Regions from separate parts of the Homo sapiens genome. Here region 1 is linked to region 2. Evidence: chromatin contacts called from ENCODE Hi-C or POLR2A ChIA-PET data. All regions are on one chromosome and are shown on one strand. Each heading gives the region's core, a stretch centred on a gene start or an enhancer-like site at or near the end of the contact. The rest is flanking DNA. Distances are from core to core; before and after follow the strand shown. Region 1 has its middle 110 kb from the start of LINC00702. Region 2 holds the start of LINC02639 (long intergenic non-protein coding RNA 2639).

What was found. Hi-C counts contacts between places; a loop is a spot of excess contacts on that map. ChIA-PET counts read pairs that join two places held with the same protein, here RNA polymerase II (POLR2A). Pooled maps may share reads with other maps.
Region 1: a pooled map shows a loop between it and region 2 (5-fold over the local background). The contact joins the enhancer-like site here to the promoter of LINC02639 in region 2. A Hi-C loop is called at or near these places in 6 of 50 pooled maps. POLR2A ChIA-PET finds 5 or more read pairs at or near these places in 6 of 52 experiments (B cell, CD8-positive, alpha-beta memory T cell, activated B cell and 3 more).

Annotation. Positions count from the first base shown.
Region 1 is chr10:4,128,706-4,135,420 of GRCh38, forward strand. No RefSeq gene overlaps it. Among named protein-coding and RNA genes, the nearest start is that of LINC00702, 110 kb to the right of the region's middle. Within about 2 kb of position 3,011, at least 8 of the 41 ENCODE cell types and tissues checked have a DNase peak (open chromatin) inside an H3K27ac peak, as active enhancers do; they include B cell, where a contact is called at or near this core.
Region 2 is chr10:3,829,879-3,837,352 of GRCh38, forward strand. LINC02639 (long intergenic non-protein coding RNA 2639) reads left to right here and starts at 4,072. Exons shown (of 2, transcript NR_134490.1): 1 at 4,072-4,359; 2 at 4,603-4,850. RefSeq lists enhancers at 1-120, 121-709.

The sequences.
Region 1 (6,715 bases), core at 1,761-4,260, 300 kb after region 2:
TTTCCTTGTAAGCCACTGTGTCAGAGGCATTTGAACCACAGCGACTCCATCTTGAGTGAGGACTAGGAAAACGAGGCTGGGACTTGCTGAGCTGCATTTCCAGAAAGTCAGGCATCCTTAGCTTCTAGATGTTTATTAAGCAGACCCAGACTCGGGAGTGTCTAGATATCCCGATATCTGGAGAACAAAGGCATTCCTAATTTTGCTTTAAAGATAATAATATCGATTCTTGCAAAATATAGTAATTGAGAAAATTAATCCTTTATCACAAACCCTTGTAGCAGAGCTTATCTCTTCATGATCTTTTTTATCCTACATATACAAGTATTGTACCTAGGGTGGACACATTCCTCCTCTTACTTTCGGGTCTGTCCTACTCTGTCTGTGGAGTAGCCGTATTTTCACCACTTTACTTTCTTAATAAACTTGCTTTTACTTTGCACTGCAGACTCACCCTGAATTCTTCCTTACGCGAAATCCAAGAACCCTCTCTTGGGGTCTGGATCAGAATCGCTTTCCTGTAACAACTGGGGCCAGAAAGAAGAAACAATAGAAAAACTGATGAGTTCACATGATGTGACTTCAGATTAAGGATTTAAACACAGGGAACTTCATTATCCTGCCCATTGAAGACTAAACCTGTCCTGTTCAGGAAGTTAGGCTATCTCTCTCCTGGTTCCTCAGAGGGCAGAGAACTGCTCAGTTTGGGTTTGGGTTTGGTAAGCCTGGGTGACCCCACTATGATTTGTCTGGTCTGTTGCGATCGCAGGAGTTTAGTCCAAAATAATGGCCTCAAATTTTGTTGAACAATCTATACGGAAAGCAATATCCACCTCTGAACATTTCACAAAACACATCAGTGTAAAGTGTTGAGAAATCTTTTTAACTTAAAAAAAAAACAAACAAAATCTCAAGATTTCACAATGTTTTTTGATTCTGACATCTCTCCCTCTCCCACCTCCATCCCCTTCACTCAAGGTGCACCTATCAATAGCTTGAAAAACACAAGTGTGGGATAGGCTGTTTTGGATCATAAAGTTCTGCTCAAAGGGTGAATCCATTAGCCACAAGTCACTGGAGCTACTGTCTGCAATGACAAATTTGTTTCCACTAATTGAGAAGCCAGTAAAGGCATCAACTACAGATGTAAAATTTTCTTCATGTACAAGAAGGGGGAAAAAACAGTAACTCCACTGTGGCACTACCACTTTGCACTTGCTATTTATGGGATGGTTTTCTTCACAAGGAAAAAAAAAAGTACAAGTGGGAGCATTGGCAACTGTTAATTACAATGAGATAATGATCATTCGATAAGGAAAGAAATGGATTATGAGTCAAAAAATAAATATTGTGGAATCTGCGTGTAACACAATGTTTATTTTGGCACTTTGACTCTCCCACTAAATGATCTACGGGCAAAATTCAGTTGCAGACCTGCGATCGGGGGCTCCATGCCCCTATGACTTGTGCTGTCTAGATGGTGAGAGACGCTGAGAAGCGACCGCAGGAATCCCATCCTAGAGTGGTGGCCTCCTCTAGAGTGGTGAGACCTGTGACTGACTTATTCTAACCAATGCAGCGGCAGGGATGGCAGGTCCTTGTCTTGATAGAACAGCTGCTTCTGTGGCAGGGATGTGGTACAGCTGCCACAATATCATCATGTCTGTGATATGAGAGATCGAAATAGACACCCCTATATCGACAAACATGGACCCTAAGCTAAAGGGAACGGAGTTACCTATGTCTCAAAGGTTCAGAGCCTGGCTGGTGTGGCAAATTTCCAAATTTACACAGGTACAAAACAAACCACACTCGCTAAGCTCCCTCACAATGGTTGCTATCAGACCCCTCAAAGCTCTGATTTGCAACCCAGACCACTACCATTCTGATAGCTTTACAAACATTCTTTTCTGATAAACAATGGCAGACTTGAAGGCAGCTTCAGCAGCTTATAGAGGCTGTGCACAAACTGTTTTTGTTTCCTGCAGTTCATCTGTTGACATAAAGGGCTAATCCCACCTCATTTTAATGCTGAAACCCTGCCCCAAAGTGAACACGGGATGTATGTTACATACACATTCACCCATTGCACATGCGTTCCACTCTCCTCTTAAATATGTATAGCTTTTCCCCCAAACTTGCAGACCATGTGTGAGTCTATTGTGTAATAAGACCCCATGAGGCATAAAACCAACCCCTTCCTTCCTTCCTCAAAGAGAGAGCACCTTTGCCTCATTCTACGTAGTTCCTGCTGGAGTCTCCTGTGGTTGTGGTTGGGTCGTCTAAATTACTACAAAGAGCAAAAAAGCTCTGACATAAAAATGGTCTCTTATTTTCTTAATCTTTGTGTTTCTCAGGTGCACTGTTGTGAAGAGACCTCAGCATACGTGTCCAGAGCAGTTAGTAAACATTTAGTGAAAATCCATAAAGAATTTGTAAATGCTCTCTCTATAAATCCCTACCTGGACTCTTTCATTTTTTCCCCCAGTTTCCAGTAAGAGTACAAAGTTATGATTTTTACACGAAGATTTGTTTTCATCCCCTATTACTGTACCTTATGACATCCTGGCAAATAATAACAATAAGAAATGGGAACGATAACAGTAATTCTACTTTTGAAACACCTTTTGTCTGTAAACATATATACACTTTCTGTAAGTGTCAAGGGATATATTTAATCATGATACTAATCCCCGAGAACTTTGTGTTTTGTCTCAAAATTCAAATAGACACAGGGCCCTTTGTTTGGACTTAGTTGGTTGCACAACGCTTCCAAAGTTAGCGTGTACTGTGAAGTCAACTGGGATTTTCAAGACATTTTTATGTACACTAAATATGTCTTAACATGATCTTAATGAAAGATGTAATAATTGACTGGCAGATGGAAGAGGCAGCAAGAAAATTGTAGTTTAGTAAAATAAAGTTTCACATTACTATATCAATATTAGGTTTTACACTAAAAGGAAAGCTAAATTTAGGAGCTTTATTACATACTAGCATTGACATGAGTCATTTCCTCTCCATTAAAGCAACCAAAACCCCAACTTCCTATCTTAGGCTATAATCTGCACCAGCCAGCAGATTTCAGATCTCAATTCTGCATGTTTGAGTTCCTCAAAAAAAAAAAAAAAAAAAAAAAAAAATCTCAGTTTAAGTTTGTACTTTCAGTGGAATTTTAAATAATTCCAAGAATGAGAATAGCTAACATCAAGCATCAGATATTAGTCAGAACAGTTTCACTTTGAGCAATAAAATTAGATCTCAGTTGAAATTTGCAGATACTGGGAAAGGAAAAGTGAAGTACTTACATCTTCACAAAATAAAATGACTTGTATCAAATTGAGCACACCCACTAACACAGACACTCACAGACACACACAGCGAGACAACACAGAGATACAGATGACACACACACACTCACAGACATATACAGCGAGACAACACAGAGATAGAGGACACACAGACACACTCGCAGACACACATGGAGATAGAGACAGAGGCACAGACACAGACATACACCAACACAGACACAAGCAGAAACACAGACACAGACACACACACACACACAAGGAGATGCACAGAGACACAGACACACACACACACACCAACACAGACACAAGCAGATGCAGAGACACAGACACACACACATAGACACACACCAACACAGACACACAGAGACACAGGCACATATACACACACCAACATAGACACAAGCAGATACAGAGACACACACACACACGCACAGACACCAACACAGATACAAGGAGATACACAGAGACACAGGCACACACACACACAGACACACCAACACAGGCACAAGCAGATACACAGAGACACAGGCATACACAGAGACACACCAACACAGACACATGCAGATTGTGTGAGACAGACACACGTGCACACAAACTTCACCAACACGCACACACCCAATAATGATAAATGCTTCTCCACTTCTGTGTTTTGGTGACACTAATAATCTTGTACTTTCTTTGACACAGTAGCCCATTTTCTGTTCAAAAGCAACAGAAAAATATGTCATCTAGTTTACTGTTTTTAGAATTGTAGGATATTTTTGTTTCAGCCTCAATAAAATTACTTCTAAGTCCTTCTAAGTTTTGAGTGTCTTCTAATTTCTTCATTCCTCTAATGAAAGGTCCGGTCATGTGTAGATATCACCCCTGTGGGGACCCCCTCACATTGCACCTGACCTTGGCTGTGCTGCTGTCTGCCTGTGGATGGAGTGGATTGACAACGGTGGCATTCACATGATGAGAAAAATGCTCCTGGGGCCGCGCTCCTGGCGAATGGCTTTGGAAATCAACAAAACACAGTCCCACTTTTGTCTGTGACCAGTCTTCATGGCATATCAGTTAGAGTGGTGTGCTAAATTTTGAGACCAGGTGGACAGAAGTGAGTTAAATGTTTTCAAGTGATCAATAAAGACAAATACCTTTATTGGGTACTCATCTCAAGCTCTAGGAATGGAAAAATACAAAGATGCGTAGTCCGTATTACTCCTTCAAGGAGTTTAATAATTAATTGAACATAAAATTCCTATATATGTGTATAAATACATATATTTTAATACCTACACAATGAAAACATCATTGTGTAGCAAGTAGTCCTGTAGGAAGGTTAAAACCTTGTTTTCATCCTTATCTTATTTTTCTCACCTCTCGTAATCCAAACTATTGAAGGACATTGTTGAAGCGAGTAACAAGGACTAAAGGACCAGAAGGTCACAAAAAAGAATGCATCACTGAAGAAATAAAAAACTAAATAAATGACTCAACTTTTTCTCACAAAGCTAGTCAATAAATTCAATGTTTTAAATGTGACCTGTGGACACCATTTAGACAGGTTTAGAAATATTGTATGTTGTTGAATCTGAGTCTGAATGGATTCAATGACCTTGTGAAGGAAACAATGACCCCTATTTTGTCTAGTGAAACATGTAGCATTTACAAGCAGAACCTACTCCAATTAAAATAGAACTAAAATTAAATTACTTAAGCATCCAGCATACTAAAAAAACTAAAATCATCATTTTACTCACAAGGTAGAATCAACCTAAGTTATTTATCTCTGTATCCAATCCTTAAATACTTCGTTAAACTTGCAAAATTTTAAAGTTGAATAAAATTCATCAACGTTTATCTGAGTGTGTTTCTGCTGTGTGCACATATAATTTAATATAATAAAATACTTATTGGATTTTGACATTAATTTTCATCTTAAATGAAAGCTGCTGCTATTTCTTAAATTAGGTAGACAACAGAGCAGTCTCTATTATAGTACAGTTAAAATCCTCCTCTGTGAGCCTATCTTCTGTCCTGGAATACACATTCATTCACTAAAGGTTAATGAGCACCTACTAGTCCACCAACTTGTGTTAAATCAATTTAAAAAAATTCCAGCCCTCATGGAGGATACTTTTTACATAATTAATTATAAATATAACATGTAAGTAAATTATATGGTATTCCAGAAAATGATAAGTGCTAAGAAAAAAATAGGGTAAGAGGTATCTTAAATGTTGGGTTTTGAGGGGTTGGGTTGGAATTTTGAGAAGAAAAAAAAACTGCTTAGTGTAGACCTCTAGTTGAGGAGATAACTTTTGGTAAAATCTCCATCATTAAGAAGGCCCTAGACTTTGGACTTCTCAGCCTCCATATGTATAAAAAAAATTCCTTTTTAAAATAACTTTCTCAGTTTCAGATATTCTGTCATAAACAACGGGAAATGGACTAAGACACTGGAGCCCAGGTAACATGACGCAGGGGGAGATGGTGATGTCTTGAGTGAGAGCAAAGACCTTCAGATGAGATCCAGTGCGTTCAGGGTGGTATGGCCACAGACAGAACAAAGACCTTCAGGTTGTAAGTGCTCTCATTCTGCATCTTGAAGGAAAAGACAAGTGTCCTTCAATAGTTTGGATTACAAGAGTTGAGAAAAATAAGATAAGGATGAAAATAAGGTTTTAACCTTCCTACAGGACGAATTGAACAGAATTTTGATCAATGGAGAGTGTGTGATGAGTACTACAGTAGGATCAGATAGAAGGGAGAGGACAACACCTCCGTTTTAGAAGTAATAAGCTGGGTATTTATCAGAAAACCAGGCAGGCAAACGGACTAGAGTTAATGAGCACGTCCAGCTCCAGGAAAGAAATCTGAGCTGGGGATGAAATCTGAGCACCATTTGCATGTGGATGTTCTTAAAGAATGCATGAGGCTAGATGTGATCTTGAGGGGCCAGAGCATAGATGGCAAAGGGCTGAAGAAGGCTCACACCTTGAGGCACCAGCAAGCAAGAGGCTGGGAACAAGAGCAGGAAAAAGCAGAGAAGCCCAAGGAGATGGGATCAATGAGTTCAGGGGAAAAGGGGCAGACCTGGGCAGTGTCCTAGAAGCTAAATGAGAGCAGTGCTTCAGCTAAGAAGGCATAGCAACTCCTTTATATGAGGAGTGAGAATTAGCCATGAAACTTCACAGGCAGGTCATCGTTGGTGCACTGGACAAGAGCAGTTTGGTTGGAGTATGGAGGTAGGGTGAGATGAAAGCCTCATTGGAGAAGGTTCAACAAGAATAGAGTGAGAGGAACTTCACACAAAAGGTATGGGTGATTATTTGAATGAATTATATTGCAAAAGGGAGCATAATCTTAGCTGGTAGAAAAAGTAAATCAGAGGAGCTATGTTTGCAAAGATGGTATGA
Region 2 (7,474 bases), core at 2,822-5,321:
CAGGCTGAGGGCCTTGTGATTTATCTCTGTGTTCCCAGTGCCTAAAGCAGGACCAGGCACAAAAGGGGCTCAAGTTGGTGTTGATGTGAAAGAGCCCATGAATTCATGCTTGTCCTATGAGCCAAGCCCAGGAGTTTGGTGCTGGAGTTACGTGGCCCACTGGGCCGTGTTTTCCTGTGCCTTGGGGGCTGCGTATCGAAGCCCTTGCACTTCTGGGGAGAATATCCTTCTAAGGCCATTCTCAAAGTTGAGTGCCCTCTGCAGGGGGTGTGGTGGGGGAGGCAGCGGTGGAGAAAATGAACCGGGGACCCTCCCTATCTTATCCCTCTCTTAGACACTCAAAATGCCCCTGGCATATTTTAGGGCTCTAAGAATTCACGAAAGTCTGCTAAACATTATTTCAGTTAGTATTTCCCATATTAATTGACCATATAGAACTGTTTAAAAAATAGACCTCTTGGCTGGGCACGGTGACTCACACCTGGTGGCCCCCAGCACTTTGGGAGGCCGAGGCGGGCAGATCACCTGAGCTCAGGAGTTCCTGACCAGCCTGGCCAACGTGGCAAGACCCCGTCTCTACTAAAAACACAAGAATTAGCCAGGCATGGTGGGACACGCCTGTAGTCCCAGCTACTCGGGAGGCTGAGGCAGGAGAATTGCTTGAACCTGGGAGGTGGAGATTGCAGTGAGCCGAGATCATGCCACTGCACTCCAACCTGGGTGACAGAGCAAGACTCTGTCTCCAAAAAAATAAAAATAAAACACCTCTTATCCCTGGAAGCAGCTCCCATGGAAGAGTAGGAAGCGATGTCATGATCTCACCTAAGAGGACGTTGAATTTGGACCTGGTTTGCGTCCCGCCTCTGAGGCTCCCCATACCTTCTGACCATTGGCATGTACGGTACCTTCTCAGCAACATGTGGATAATATTAGGAAGTAGAAACAACACTTGGGAATTCTAGCACAATGCCTAGAACACAGTAATCATGTCATATGCTACATACCAGCAGGGAACAGAGCTGCAGAAAATGCTAAAACTGATTTGATAAAAGAGGCTTTTTTTTTTAACCAGTTGTATGAAGGCCTTCAGACTGGCTGTCTGCACCTCTAAATACCTGTCATCTAGATTAGGATTTTAATATCATCTATTTAAAAAATATTAATATGCCCACTGTTTGCTTTTCTATTATTGACTCAAGCATCAGAGCCAATTAAGAAAGGGTTCCAGACAACAGGCCCCAGCACACTCAAAAAGTAAACAACACATTCTTCTGAAATGCCATACTTTGCACTGAGCTCAGAAGAGTCCTGCAGTGAAATGTTAAAGAGTCTGATAACAGTTTGTGAGACAAACACAGACAGGGCGGAGCATGCAAATCAGGACATCCATTTTTTCCCATTAGGGAGATGAGATTTTAATCTGTTTTCAAAATGATGGAGAAATGTTTGAACTTCTACACAGAAGTAACCCTTTCCCCAGAAAAGGAGAGGGTTTTCTGCAAAATGCCACCAAAAATTATAAGCAATTCCTATTTCAAATAGTATCTGTAGAGATTTGATTTGCATCCTAAATAGGGATTTGCAGATTAGCTATTTATAGCATTCCATACACAGAATGCCAACTGATTTTAATACCACTCCTGGGCTTTTGTAATAGGAGATGAAAGGGGAAAAAACAACTTTCCGAAACGTACAGCTTTATTTTTTCCCATTTATTTAATATTTGGAAAGATCAGCTGTATATTGCAAAAGTGGTTATTTTGTTTGAGATTAGCTTTCTTTCAGAAGTTAAATCAATTTTACTTCTGTTGTATTCAACTGCCGTGATTTAGCTGGAACATGGAAACACAGAAAATGAAGGCGGGGAACATGCCTTCATTTGGCATCAGGCTTGGACAGAAGAGAGAGAATTTCCCATTTCCTATTGAAAGAACATCTGCATCAACATTTTCTAAACAACACTGAGCATTACATTAAAATGATATCTTCGATGTATTGTTTCTACTTGGAGAAATTACACAGGCTACAAAAGAGTCACTTCTCCGGATGAATGACATAATAGGGACACAGGCAATCATATCATTGTGATGACTTTTAGAATCTGTAATTTGCACCCCTCTTGTTGGTGCCCTAATGATACTGCCATGAACTTATGTAACAGCATGAAGAATTCTGGATGTTAAAAATTAAGTCTCATATTTGTTCTTATATCCAATTTAACCTGAATTAAATGTATGCTTTGGGAGAAATTGTAGTTGGAGCAGTTTTAGGTTGCTTGGGTGCATCTGAAAAGTCACGACATACCATAGAAATAAAACAGCTTCATTTTGTTTAGTAAGCACTTACTAAATGTCTGCTCAGCAAAGGTATAAGGCAATGGAAGTATGAGAATGAATTTGTAATTACAGTAAAATGACCAGACAGCCAATTTCCTCAAAAATTAAGGAACGGCCGGGGGTGGTGGCTCATGCCTCTAATCCTAACACTTAAGAGGCTGAGGCAGGCAGATCGCTTGAGTCCAGGAGTTCAAGACCAGCCCTAGCAATATGTGAATCCCTGTCTCTACAAAAAATTAGCTGGACAAGATGGTGTATTCCTGCAGTCTCAGCTACTCAGGAGGCTGAGGTAGGAGGGTTTGAGCCCAGGAGACAGAGTTTGCAGTGAGCTGAGATCACACCACTGCACTCCAGCCTGGGCAACAGAGTGAAACCCTATCTCAAAAACAGCAAAAATAAAACAGAAACAGAAAAGAGAAAGAAAGGAGTTTCATATATAACAGTTTGGTGATAGTGTCTCCATTTTCATAACTTTTATGTGAACTAATCGTTTTCCCTACAATTACTCTGTGAAGAAGTTCATGTACTATAACTCCCATTTTATGAGTGAAGAGACAGAGATTTAAATTTCAAGGTGTCCTATGGTTAATCACTTTCTTCAGGATGAAGACCACAGCCACGTATCCTGTCTTTTTGTTCAGTGCTTTAACTTTATTCAACGGTAATAGCTTATGAAATGAAAGAGATGAAAATATCTTACCATTCATCAAGTGGACGAGGATGATGTTTAAGGAAATGTAATAGACCATCACTGAAATACAAAACTCTTTCTGTCAGTATCTTTATTCTCTAAACACTGGCTAATATTGCAGAGCCTGGAGGCAAGTTTATGTCTTTCTTTTAAAGATGCTTATCAAAGTATAAAGCATTATTTGAAATCAATTGAAAGGAGATTTTTTTCTGAAGGCAGTGTCTGGCTAGTCTTGAAAAAGAGAAGACATTTTCTGAGAATCCCACTGGGAAAGACAGAATCTTTATAGAGGCAGAAAAATAAAGGTCTGTAGACAACCAGAGCTGACATGAATGGAACAGTTTAGAAAAGACACACAACATCCCGACGGGAGGCCGCGTTCCTGGAAAGCTAGACTATCACACAGCTGGCAGGTGGAAAATAAACCCTTAGACATCTCATGCCTGTATCAGGGAGTCTGTCAGGGGGGTGGTGCCCTAAGATGTCGTGGGCACAGGTGCTGTCAAATATTTTGAAGTAACCGGGTGTGGTGGCTCACACCTGTAATCCCAGCACTTTGGGAGGCTGAGGTGGAAGGATCACTTGAGCCTAGGAGTTTGAGACCAGCCTGGGCAACATAGTGTGACCTTGTCTCTACAAAAAAATTTAAAATTTAGCCAGGCATCGTGGCATCCACCCCTAGTCCCAGCCACTTGGGAGGCTGAGGCTGGAGGATCACTTGAGCCCTGGAGGTTGAGGTTGCAGTGAGCTGTGATTGCACCACTGAACTCCAGCCATGGCAACATAGCAAGACCATGTCTCAGAAAAACAAAAAAAAAAGAAAAAAAATAAAAACCAAACAAACAAAAAAGTGATATTCCAGGGTTTTCCTAAAGTGCTCCCAAGGTTCCCTGGCTCAGACCAACACCTGTTCAGAAGTCCTCCTGCCCGTCCTGAACTGCTCCAGTAATCCCTCATTCAGAGGACGGGATTACAAGGATTCTTCTGAGCAGCTGCTGTGCCCCAAGGATGCTCCCAGGGCTTGTCCTGTACCCTCTGAATGGCAGTAACAGTGACACTCCAAGACCAAGAGAGAGGCCGCCCTGGTGGGGTTCCGCTTGCTCACTCGCGCGTGGTGCAGTCTGGGGCACATTATTTATTTAAGCCATGTGAACTCCAGCTGCCAACCTAAAATGAGGATGATGCTACTATCTACTTCATGGATTATTCTGAGGACAAAAGGAGCTAACCCACGTACAATGCACGGCTCTCCACCCAGGACTAAGAAAGGTTCACTGCAGTGGCTTCTGTTTTTGATGCTGTATCAGTAAGTCATCAGTTTAATGAAATGAGGTAAGTACTACATCACCCTCAGTCCAGGGAAAACTAAGTGTCTTATCCAAGGATGTACGTCTGCAGGAGGGTAGCAGGGGAGAATGGGGCCGGCTGGATCCCTAGTAGTTTCTGAGATCCAAAGACGGTTTCTAGAGTAGCTCTTGAGGACAACCAGCTGTCATACAATACGTACTCATAGGAAAGGCTTTGAGAAGGATTAAATGCATCTGTGTTTGAATTTTGTGTATCCCTCCTCCTCAGCAACACCTGATCCCTCTGTCTGAGACACATGGATGAGATTCCTGAGAAGGAAGCTGGGCGGTTGTTTCTTGGTTTGGAGCAGAGGAGGAAGTGTTACATATGGTGTTGAGATGCTGGCACTGGATCTCACCCTTCCTCTGTATGACTGTCCTTCATGTGATAGGACCACACTTGTCACCGTCCTACCTACATCCCAGCGCCAGTCTCCACCTCATCCAGAGGCGGTTAATAAATGCTCCCTCAATGGATGTCAAACAAGTTTTCATTATGTGTAAGAACGATTTCTAAAACCAGGTCTTATTGTCCCCTTGACTGTGGTCAAAAAATGTTTAGAATTATAGATAGATAGTCACAAAACATTGAAATCCCTATGGTGAAATTATCATCAGCTCTATTTTATATTAGGTTGCCAATTTCTGCAGACTAGATTATTATCTTGTGTAGGGAAGCCACTGGGTTTATTCATCTTTGTTTCAGTAAATGTGCATATCACCCAGTTCTTTTTCATTTGCCGCCTCAGAAAACATTCTTGCTATTGGATTAAATTTAAAAAGATTAAGTAATAATTTAAAGATTACTAAAAAATATCATGATTTATAGTCTTTGAAGAAAATGAAGAAGGTCAAAAGTTTAAGAGACCTCAGTGAAGTTGTACAGAATTGCAAAACAATTAGTATATTTACTCAACAGTTTTCAGCAATATGTACTAAATTGGTTGAATTAATGATGGCATTTAATATTAAACACATTTTAACTTTTTTATTCTAATTAATAAAACTTTGAGCTAAAGGTATCTTAAATATCTGTTATATTGAACTGAAAATTGCCCATGATATGGGCATAAAATGTCTTACATATATTCCTCTTATAAATGTTTTATATACTTAAGAAAATTGTATTCTATACACATATAATTGAATCTTTGTTAGTTATTCTAACATCAGTTATACATCTGTAAAACTGATTTTTAAACTTGTTCAAATTAATAATTTCCAACTGTTTGTTAAATCTCTTAAAATTGTATTAAGTCTGCTGATAACTGTTAATAGCAATGTAAATAGACTGACCTATTGAGTAATATTAAACCATTTGTTTAAATTTTTCCTCTATGAGGGATTTGAAAACTACACCAACTTTACTGTTACTTCCTTCTGAGAAAAACAAAATTTAAATAAACAATTCCCTGCTCCTTCCTCCAGTACATAAAATATATACAGGTTTTTTTAAAAAATCAAACTACTTTCTGAATTTTCAAGTCATTTTTTGAGATTGTTCCGTTGTTGAATTATGATTTTGAATTAAAAAGAAACTAGTCGCTTAATGAGTTAGCTGCTTGTCAAAGGCAGACAGAAGTTCTGTCAACCGTTTCCAGCAGGAGTCGATTTCACAGCCAACGACAATCAGCAGAAGCAAGTTTACAAATTACAGGCTGAGGACAATGGGGCAGAGATAAGCTACTCTATTAAAAGCAGGAAAACACAGAGGCCCCACTCTGCTTGCTTCGCAGGACTTCCCCATGGAAGTTCCTGCTTTGCAGCTTAGTATTCCCCTCGAAGCATGGGTGCTGTTGCTAACAACACAGCAGTGGCTGGACTTGCTACTGATGCTCTCTTAGGGCATCCTGGTTGGTTCAGTGTATATGGCAGACCCCATATATCTTTAAAAGTTATGGGACTCATAGATGTTTAAATCTGTGCCACAGAATTCCAACATGCCAGCTACTCTCTCATCAATACAAGTCAACAACAGCATGGCACTGTCTTTTTTCTCCCCAATTTGTATAGATTATAGTGTGGCCTCAGTTTTTTTTCTTGTATTCCTGCTATACCTAAATACTTTCTGGAAAACTCATACTTAATTTTAAAGGTATTTATGATCATATGCATTTGTATCTCTAGCTCTCTTGTATTGTAAAGCATTCGTATCTAGAGCTAGAGTAAATGTGAAACTGTCTGATATTTTTCACTTTGTTTTAAAACTGCATGGGTAGCAATGTCTTCAATCTTAGCTTCGTGGAAAATAGCATTTCTACATTTCCTGGATTTGATCCAACTATTGAAATTGAAAATTGAATTGAAAATTGGAGCCACACATCTTGTCAAGTCCACCAGTGCTCACAATTGGGACTAGTGGTTTACAATTACCCAGGGGAAAATCCCACTCTAAAAGAACTCAGTCTCACCCTGACCAAATAAGGCATTCATAATGCAACACTTCTGTAATACTTATATTCACACTGAAATAAAGCTTTCATTTGAGAGCCATCTTACATACACACTCATATGTTATTTGTTAATATTATTTGTATTTTTAACTGTCAAGCTAAGTAATTTAGTGCTCTTTTCTTCCCCCAGCAAAATAATACACTCACAAGACACACACATAGGCACAAATCTCACATGTAATTGAACATTTCTCTACCATTTTTGACAATGTACCAACCGTGTTTCAGCCACATGGAGTTAATGGAAGCACTGAGTTGCCAACCCAACTATTTCTAGTATTTATTGAGGGCGACACTTCCTCGGAGATGGGAAGGACTCTCAAGTCAAGGACTTGGTTCAGATCCCCGCTTCACCAGTTCATACTTCAGTTCCCTGTGCCTCAGTTTACTTATGCAAGATATGGCACCTACCTCCTGTGTTTCTTGTAAGGATAGAATCAGTTGATATATTGGAAACAATTAGAACAATATCTGGCATATAGTAATTGCTGTATTTGTATTGGTTTTTCATCTCCCCAAATTAAAAAAAATAAACAAAAACTTCTAGATTTCTTGTAAGCATAGAATCAGTTAACATACTCCAAACAATTAGAACGATGTCTGGCATATAGTAATTGCTGTGTTTGTATTGGTTTTTCATCCCCCCTC